Linked DNA regions of Homo sapiens: region 1 is linked to region 2. Evidence: read pairs that join two places in POLR2A ChIA-PET (ENCODE). Cell type or tissue: OCI-LY7. All regions are shown on one strand. Region 1 has its middle 32 kb from the start of DEDD2. Region 2 overlaps GRIK5 (glutamate ionotropic receptor kainate type subunit 5).

Region 1 (5,000 bases), 180 kb after region 2:
CATTTACAACTGGTGAATTTTATTGCATGCAAATTATATCACAATAAAGCTGATTGCAAATAAATAAATAAATAATTACCAGCCAGAATATTCAAGACTCAAGATAGGGCTCTATGGGAGCCAAGAGGAGGTGGATGGGGCAGTGACGGAAGGCTTCTGAGAAGAGGTGATGCCTGAGATAAGACCTGAAGGATAAACAGGAGGCAGGATGGAGAAAGCGTTCCCATGGAAGAAGAGCTTTCACATGGAAGCAGGTGAGAACTGAAAAAAGTTCACTATGTTTTGAACACAGAATGGAGAGTAAGACTATCAAGAAGTGAGTGCAAAGAAAATCAGGGTTCAAAATACAAATCCATTGCTATTCGAAGTACCATGTTGAATAAAACCCACCTGCACCTGAAAAGGCCCAGAGAGAAGGAAACTATGAGACACGACTGGGGATTTTTTTTTTTTTTTTTTTTTTGAGACAGGGTCTCTCTCCTCCCTCTGTCATCCAGGCTGGAGTGCAGTGGCACAATCACAACTCACTGCCACCTCGACCTTCTCCTGCCTCAACCTCCTGAGTAGCTGGGACGACAGGCGTGCACCACCACAACCTGCTAATTTTTGTATTTTGTGGTAGAGACAGGTTTTTGCCATGTTGCACAGCCTGGTCTTGAACTCCTCGGCTTAAGCGATCTACTGGCCTTGATCTCCCAAAGTGCCAAGATTACAGGCATGAGCCACCGCTCTGGGCCAAGACTGGGGATTTCTAATTGGCCTCCTGTCTGCCCCACAGAAAGGTCTCCTTCCTGCCGCCCTTCCCAGAACTTCCTCCCTGCTCTTTTCACATGGGGATGTCTCTCTCCATTAGGAAGCAGCCTCTGCTCTGGACCTATCCCCCAACCCTGCCCACATCTCCAAGAGTTTGTGGGCCCCAGTGAATCCCTCCAACCTGGATTCCATGTGGCCACTGCCCCCTGGTGGCTGAAGTGATGCATGACTAAGGACGAAGGGACACCTCCAAGTCCAGGCCCAGCATGCCCTTCCAGAGGCCAGTCCAAGGCACTCCCACTACTGCCCCCCAAGACACACCCTTGTCCCTGACAGTCTCCTCCTTGCTAAATCCTACAAGCACTTTTCAGTCCTATCTGACTCTCCTCTGCAGCATGCAGCCACAAATATCTTTTCAAAATCCTCTTGGCATCTAAGAAACCTCACTCTCTTGGTTCTCCAGCTCTGTCTGGGCTGCTCTCCCAGGGTGAATCATCCCCTCCCACAACTGCTTTCTCTATGCTGGTAATCCCTAAATTTGTCTCCAGTTTAGCCCTCTCTCCTAAGCTTCACATCAGGATACCCAGCCACCTCCTAGAGGTTCCAAAAATACCTCAAAATCAACATGTCTAATCTAATCATGTCATCTTCTCTACCATGCCCCTAGACCTTGGTTCCCACTCCCCATGGTGATACTCCATCCAATCTAGCATTCAAGTCAGAAAAATTGTCCCTGTCCTTGACACCTTCCTCTTCCTCATATTCACATCCAATCAGGATTGAAATCCCATCCAGTTCATTTACTTCATTAATATTAAAATTTTAAACCATATGAAATTGACAATATCACCCAGCTTTTTCTTACAAAATGGGAATTTCATAGAGTTCAACCGAGTATTTCTCAAATCCATCTCCTCCTCTCTTCCCTGCTCCCAGTGTCCTAGTTCAGGCCTCCACATCTCCTGCTTGGCCCATGAATCTCCTTACTACCTGGCCTCCCAGTCTCCCCTCTTGCCCCCTTTCTAGTCTATCCTCCACACTGGCTACTGGGGTAATGTTTCTACAATATGGCTCTGATCAAATCACTCCCCTGCTTCAAACTCTTACTTCCTGTTGCACACAGGACAAAAGCCAAACTCCTTAGTCAGCTTTTCAGACCCTTCACAGTAACTGGCTCCCCTCCCTCTACAGGGAGCACCACTATGCATCCTGTACTGCAACCACACCAAACCACCACCACTTCCTTGAATCTGCCCTTAACCTCTTGGCCTTTGTACTTGCAGTTCCCTATAACTGGAATGCCCTTCTCACTCTTGTCCCCCTGGCTAACTTCTATTTGACTCCAAGAACCAACTTAAAATCATATGTTAATGTAAACCTCCAGTTCATCCATTCATCCATCCAATACACACAGCTTGAGTATCTATACTTGTATGACCTCCATAGAAGGTACCGGGGACACAAAGGGGAATAGGACACAATTCCTGCCATCAAGAAAGCTCACGGTCCAGTAAGAGACACAAATGCATATATAAATCACAACACTATAGTGTGCTAGGACACAAAACTAGACTGGGAAAATTGAATTTTACTTATTTTTGAGATGCCGTTTCACTCTGTTGCCCAGGTTGGAGTGCAGTGGCACTATTATGGCTCACTGCACACTCGAACTCCTGGGCTCATGTTATCCTCCTGCCTCGGCCGCCCCAGTAGCTGGGACTATAGGTGCGCACAACTACACCCGGCATTTTCTTGAATTTTAAAGGGGACTGGGACGCCGAGGCGGGTGGATCATGAGGTCAGGAGATTGAGACCATCCTGGCTAACACAGTGAAACCCCATCTCTACTGAAAATACAAAAAAAAAAATTAGCCGGGTGTGGTGGCGGGCGTCTGTAGTCCCAGCTACTTGGGAGGCTGAAGCAGGAGAATGGTGTGAACCCGGGAGGCAGAGCTTGCAGTGAGCCGAGATTGCGCCACGGCACTCCAGCCAGGCTACCCTGGCTGGACAGAGCGAGACTCCATCTCAAACAAAAACAAAAACAAAAAAAGAATTTTAAAGGGGAAATAGTCCTTCTGAAGGAGTCATTAAAATTGGAGGGAAGCATGAACAAGAGCACACAGGTGAGGAAGAGTAGGTTGTGTGCAGGGAGGCAGTTGGGATTGCTAAAGCATAAACCATAAGAGAAAAATGCTGCTGGAGAGGCTAGATGGGGCCCAATCATTAAGTATCTTTTGATCTAGGAGGCCATGGGGAGCCGCTGATGGGTTTTCATCAAGAGCAGCTTTGCATTTTTGAGAATATGAATCTGAGAGGACAAGAATGAAAGCAGGAAAAACCAGGAAGCTATTGCAATAGCCTAGGCAAGAGATGCTAATGGCCAGTATTGACATTGGTATCAGGGACATGAAGGAGGCAACAGGTTTAAAAAACCCGGAGGTAACTCAAGTCAGCAGGGCTTTATGTTTGGATATGAGCGTCAGGGAGAGGGTGGTGCCAAGGATGATGCCCACGTTTCTCACTTGGATGCCCGGATGGATGGAGGTGACATTCATTGAGACAGGAGAAAATAGGAGGAGGCACAGAACTTATTCGACAAAGTTCTTTCTTGAACCTCTTATATCTGAGGTGCCTATGAGACATGTCCTGGATCCAGCAAAGAGTTATATTAGTTCTTCAGTCTATATTGGGATACAGTTGTGTGCAGTGTCATAGAGAGAGGTCTCTGGGCTGAAGATCTGGACATCATTAGCATAGAGTTGATAGCTGAAATCACGAGTCGATGATGTCCCTCAAGAAGAATACGCCGAATGTGAAGAGCTCTAAGCCCAGAAAAGAGCCCAGGAGAAGTGCCACATTTCAAAGGTGGGCAGAGGTCAGGTGCAGTGGTTCACGCCTGTAATCCCAGCATTTTGGGAGGCCGAGGCGGGCGGATCACCTGAGGTCAGGAGTTCAACACCAGCCTGGCCAACATGGCGAAACCCCGTCTCTACTAAAAATACAAAAAATTAGTCGGGCGTGGTGGAGGGTGCCTGTAATCCCAGTTACTCAGGAGGCTGAAGCCGAAACAGGAGAATCACTTGAACCCAGGAGGTGGAGGCTACAGTGAGCTGAGATTGTGCACTCCAGCCTAGGTGAGACTCTGTCTCAAAAAAAAAAAAAAAAAAAAACAGGCCAGGTGAGGTGGCTCAAGCTTGTAATCCTAGCACTTCGGGAGGCCAAGGCAGGCAGATCACCTGAGATCAGGAGTTTGAGATCAGCCTGGCAAACATGGTGAAACCCCATCTCTACTAAAACTACAAAAATTAGCTGGGCATGGTGGTGGGCGCCTGTAATCCAAGCTACTTGGGAGGCTGAGGTAGGGAGAATAGCTTGAACCCAGAGGTGGAGGTTGCAGTGAGCCGAGATCATGCCACTGCATTCCGGTCTGACCGACAGAGCGAGACTCCATCACAAAAAAAAAAAAAAAAAAACAGGTGGGCAGAGAAATGAAGTCCCTAAATGGACCACAGAAGAAGCTGTCAGGGAGAAGAGAAGAGAACCATGAGCCTGCTTCATTATGGAGGCTGTGGTAGGCCACCCCTAAGAGGTCCCAGTGACCCCTGCCTCCTGATACTCATGTCCTCGTGTGGTGCCCTCTGCTTGAACGTGGGCTGAACCTTTTGACTTTTTTAAATCATTCTATATTTCATTTCAAAAGTGACTCACTTCTCATGAATAGAATGTGGCAAAAGTGATGGGATATTACTTCTGAGATTAGGTTATAAAAGACTATGGCCTGGTGCAGTGGCTCATGCCTATAATCCCGGCACTTTCGGAGACCAAGGCAGGCAGATCGCTTGAGCTCAGGAGTTCGAGACCAGCCTGGGCAACATAGTGAAACCCCGTCTCTACCAAAAATACAAAAAATTAGCCAGGCGTGGTGGTGCGTGCCTGTGGTCCCAGATACTCAGGAGGCTGAGGTGGGAGGATCACCTAAGTCTGGGAGGCAGAGGTTGCAGTGAGCTGAAACGGTGCCACTGCACTGCAACCTGGGTGACAGAGTGAGACCTTGTCTCCAAAAAAAAAAAAAGAAAAAAAGGGCCGGGTGCAGAGGCTCACGCCTGTAATCCCAACACTTTGGGAGGCCGAGGTGGGTGGATCACCTGAGGTCAGGAGTTTGAGACCAGTATGGCCAACATGGTGAAATCCCATCTCTACTAAAAATACAAAAATTAGCCGGGCGTGGTGGCAGATGCCTGTAATCC
Region 2 (5,000 bases):
CTCCCAAGTGACCCCAGCATCTGGAAGACTCAGTGACTGCTGGGTGCAGAAGCGGGGAGTGTGGATTCTGAAGCCAGACTTCCTGGTTGTAAATATTGCATCCGGAGACTTCTACTTCCAGATATAAAAGAGTAAGATGGTCTGGAAATACCCTCCCACCATAAACAGCTAAAGAGCTGGATAGAATACAGGAAACTTTTTTCTTTTTTTTTTTTTTTTGAGACAGATCTTGCTTTGTCAGCCAGGATGGAGTGCAGTGGCACGATCTCAGCTCACTGCAACCTCTACCTTTGGGGTTCAAGTGATTCTCCTGCCTCAGCCTCCCAAGTAGCTGAGATTACAGGTGCCCACCATCACGCCCGGCTAATTTTTGTATTTTTAGCAGAGACGGGGTTTCACCATGTTGGCCAGGCTGGTCTCGAACTCCTGACCTCAGGTGATCCACCTGCCTCAGCCTCCCAAAGTGCTGGGATTACAGGAGTGAGCGACCACGCCCGGCCAGGAAACTATTTAAAACATAGGACAAGAGACATCATAGAACTGTGATCCCTGAGAAGAGAAACAAAATGAGTCTTATTGTCCAGGCTGCTTGGCTGGATTTAATTTATAGGAAGGGAAGCCCAAACAGCCCAGCAATCCTGCTGAGTTGCAGAGACGGAGACTGGTGATCAGGCAGGCCAACATGGCTGGAATTTGGGGGATAGAGTGCCTGAGAGGAGGGAGCTGCAAAGAGAGGGAGGATTCAGAAACCGGTGGTCCCCTTGAGTCTTTGGCTGAATATCAATCTGTGCATGCATGGGGTGAAACTCTGTGGGGCTGGACAAGAGCAACTTTCAAGGAGAAAACAATTCTTAGAGTTGACACAGGGCTGAGAGTCTTTTGAGCTCCCTGCAGCCAGAGTAGAAAGATTTCATTGAATACATGAGACATTCAGTAGAGACCCAAAAGTGTAACATACTAGAAATAGGATTAAGTTAGCCCTAGAATAAAGGCAATGCTAAAGCTGCACTAAAAAAGCTTAAAAACAGGCCTAGAAGTATCAAAGTAATTCACAAGTAACCTAACTAGATTCCAGAAAAAGTTTATAAATACTCTGTAAAAAAATATATTCAGCAATGTAAACAATGTCTGTTATGTAATTTTTTTTTTTTTCTTGAGACAGAGTCTCACTCTGTCACCCAGGCTGGAGTGCAGTGGTGTGATCTTGGCCACTCCCGGGTTCAAGTGATTCTCCCGCCTCAGCTTCCTGAGTAGTTGGGATTACAGGCACCTGCCAGCACGCCTGACTAATGTTTGTATTTTTAGTAGAGATGAGGTTTCACCACGTTGGCAGGTTGGCCTTGAACTCCTGACCTCAGGTGACCTGCCCACCTCGCCCACCCAAGGTGCTGGGATTACAGGCATGAGCCACTGTGCCCGGCCTATTACATAATTTTTTAAAAAAATACCAGGTTGGGCACGGTGGCTCACACCTGTAATCCCAGCATTTTAGGAGGCTGAGGTGGGCGGATTGCTTGAGGCCAGGAGTTCAAGGACAACCTGGCCAACATGGCAATACCCCGTCTCTACTAAAAATACAAAAATTAGCTGGGTGTGATAGCACACGCCTGTGATCCCAGCTACTTGGGAGGCTGAGGCACGAGAATCGTTGGAATCCAGGAGGTGGAGGTCGCAGTGAACCGAGATCACCACTGCACTCTGGCCTGGGCAACAAAGCAAGACTCTTGCCTCAAAAAAAAAGGACCAGGTAAACAAAGGTGCAGGAAAATGTGACCTATAACCAAGAGAAAAATCACTCAATTGAAACAGACCCAGAATTGACATAGATGATGACGGAATTAGCAGACAAGGACATGAAAACAGCTATTATAAATACATTCAGAATGCTCAAGAGTATAAAGAAAAACATGAACGTAATGAAAGGAACAGAAGATATAAAAAGAAGTGAACAGAACTTTTAGAGAATGATATACACATATCTGAAAGAAAAATTTTACTGAAAGGGATTACACAGATTAGACACCGGCAGCAGAAAAGATGAGGGAATTTGGGCCAGGCACAGTAGCTCATGCCTGTAATCCTAGCACACTGGGAGGCCGAGGCAGGAGGATCACTTGAGGCTGGGACTTTGAGATAAGCCTGGTCAACATAGCCAGACCCTGTCTCTACAGAAAAATAAAAAAATTAGATGGGTGTGGTGGTGCCTGCCTACAGTCCCAGCAACTTGAGAGGCTGAGGTGGGAGGATCACTTGAGGCCAGAAGTTTAAGTCTACACTGAGCCTGGTCGTCACTGCACTCTAGTCTGAATGACTAAGTGAGACCTTATCGTTATTTTTTTATTTTATTTATTTATTTATTTTTGAGATAGAGTCTCGCTCTGTCCCAAGCTGAAGCTGGAGTGCAATGGCGCGATCTCGACTCACTGCAACCTCCGCTTCCCGGGTTCAAGCGATTCTCCTGCCTCAGCCTCCTGAATAGCTGGGATTACAGGCACCCGCCACCATGCCCAGATAATTTTTGTATTTTTTGTAGAGATGGGGTTTTGCCACGTTGGCCAGGCTGAGACCTTATCTTTAAAAAAAAAAAAAAAGGCTGGGCGCGGTGGCTCACGCCTGTAATCCCAGCACTTTGGGAGGCCAAGGAGGGAGGATAACCTGAGTTCAGGAGTTTGCGACCAGCCTGACTAACATGGCGAAAACCCTTCTCTACTAGAAATACAAAAATTAGCCAAGTGTGGTGGTGCATGCCTGTAATCCCAGTTACTCAGGAGGCTGAGGCAGGAGAATTGCCTGAACCTGGGAGGTAGAGGTTGCAGTGAGCTCAGATTGTGCCACCGCACTCCAGCCTGGGCAACAGAGTAAGACTTTGTCTCAAAAAAAAAAAAAAAAAAGCCAGGCACAGTGGCTCAGGCCTGTAATTCTAGCACTTTCGGAGGCCGATGGGGGCGGATTGCCTGAGCTCAGGGGTTCTAGACCAGCCTGACCAACATGGAGAAACCCCATCTCTACTAAAAATACAAAATTAGCCGAGCATGGTGGTGCACGCCTGTAATCCCAGCTACTTGGGAGGCTGAGACAGGACAACTGCTTGATCCCAGGAGGTGGAGGTTGCTGTGAGCTGAGATCACGCCACTGCACTCCAGCCTGGGCAACAAGAGTGGAACTCCATCTCAAAAAAAAAAAAAAAAAGATTAGAGAATTTGAAGAACTGCAATAGAATCTATCCAAAATAAAGCACAGAAAGGAAAAAGTGATGAAAATGAGCACAGAGCCTCAATGGCCTGAGAAATAAGTGGCTTTACCTATGTGACTGGAGTTCCAGAAAGAGAGGAGAGAAAGGGATAACCAAAAAAAAGTCTGATGAAGTAATGGCCTACAACTTTTCAAATTTGATGAAAACCATAAACTTGCAGATGTAAGCTCCATAAACCCCAGGTAGGCTAAACACACATATTTATAAAACGCACCAAGACACATTATAATCAATTGCTGAAAACCAGCAATAAAGAGAAACATCTTAAAAGCAGCTAGAAGGGGGGAAACATATTACATTCAGAGAATCAAAGATAACAGTGCCAGTCGACTTCTTGTCAGAGAGTGTGCAAGCCCAAAGATGATGCAACATGCTGAAAGAAAAATCAAAACAAACTGTCAACCTAGAATTCCACAGCAGGCAAAAATATCCCTCAAAGAAGACACACTAACACATTTTTCATACAAAACCAAAGCTGGGAGAATTAATTGCCAGCAGACCCGCACAGCAAGAAATATTAAAGGAAGTTCTGCAGGTAAAAGAAACACAACACCAGATAGAAACGTGGATGTACCAGAAGGGGTGAAGGGCACCCTCTTCAAATGGTAGATTTGTGGGTAAATAGAAAAGATATATTCCTCACTTTCAAATTTCCTTACGAAGCATTTAGTGGTTTGGTTTTGTTTTTGAGACAGGGTCCTGCTCTAGGGTGGAGAGGCGTGAACACAGCTCACTGCAGCCTCAACCTCCTGGACCCAAGCAATTCTCCCACCTCAGCCTCCCACGGAGCTGGGACCACAGGCATGCATCACCATGCCTGGCTAATGTTTCTTAGTTTTTGTAGAGATGAGGTCTCGCTATGTTGGCCAGGCTGGTGTTGGACGCCTGGGTTCAAGGAATCCTCCAGCCTCGGCCTCCCAAAGTGTTGGGATTACAGGCGTGAGCACCACACCCAGCATTTACTATCTAACACACACACACACACACACACACACCCCTAATGTATTGTGGGGTTCATAAGATATGCAGAGCTCAAAGGACGGGAGGGTGAGAGGAACATATCATGTTGTCAAGGTCTTATATCTTACGTGAAATGGTATAATGTTACTTGAAAGTATTTTGTGGCTGGGTGCGGTGGTTTACGCCTGTAATCCCAGCACTTTGGGAGGCCGAGGCAGGAGGATCACGAGGTCAGGAGATCGAGACCATCCTGGCTAACATGGTGAAACCCCGTCTCTACTAAAAATACAAAAAAATTAGCCAGGCGTGGTAGCGGGCGCCTGTGGTCCCAGCTACTCGGGAGGCTGAGGCAGAAGAATGGCATGAACCCGGGAGGCGGAGCTTGCAGTGAGCCGAGATCGCGCCACTGCACTCCAGCCTGGGGGACAGAGCGAGACTCCGTCTCAAAAAAAAAAAAAAAAAGTATTTTGTAATAAATTAAAGATCCATATTGCAAACCCAGAAAACCACTAAGAAAAATAAAACAAAGAAGTACAGTTAACAAGTCAAGAGTAGAGATAAGCAGAATCTTGAAAATCCCAACAGGCCAGGCACAGTGGCTCACGCTGTAATTCCATCACTTTGGGAGGCCAAGGTGGGCAAATTGCTTGAGCTCAGGAGTTTGAGACCAGCCTGGGCAATGAAGTGAGATCCGGTCTCTACAAAAAATTTAAAAAATTAGCTGGGCATGGTAGAGCGCACCTATGGTCCTAGCTACACAGGAGGCTGAGGCAGGAGGATGGCTTGA

Evidence for each region. Peaks named below come from ENCODE experiments on the same cell type or tissue, not always from the same donor. Only the 100,000 strongest peaks of a DNase experiment are listed, where the experiment ranks them.
Region 1: POLR2A ChIA-PET joins it to region 2 with 6 read pairs; 2 of 35 experiments call an interaction of 5 or more read pairs at or near these places.

Annotation. Positions count from the first base shown.
Region 1 is chr19:42,183,555-42,188,554 of GRCh38, forward strand. It overlaps a transcript of POU2F2 not described here. Among named protein-coding and RNA genes, the nearest start is that of DEDD2, 32 kb to the right of the region's middle. In OCI-LY7, CTCF peaks have their summits at 964 (motif pointing left) and 1,173; DNase peaks (open chromatin) are centred at 947 and 1,917.
Region 2 is chr19:42,006,895-42,011,894 of GRCh38, forward strand. The region is part of intron 15 of GRIK5 (glutamate ionotropic receptor kainate type subunit 5); the gene reads right to left. Among named protein-coding and RNA genes, the nearest start is that of ATP1A3, 15 kb to the left of the region's middle. In OCI-LY7, no CTCF peak of the experiment used is centred here; no DNase peak of the experiment used is centred here.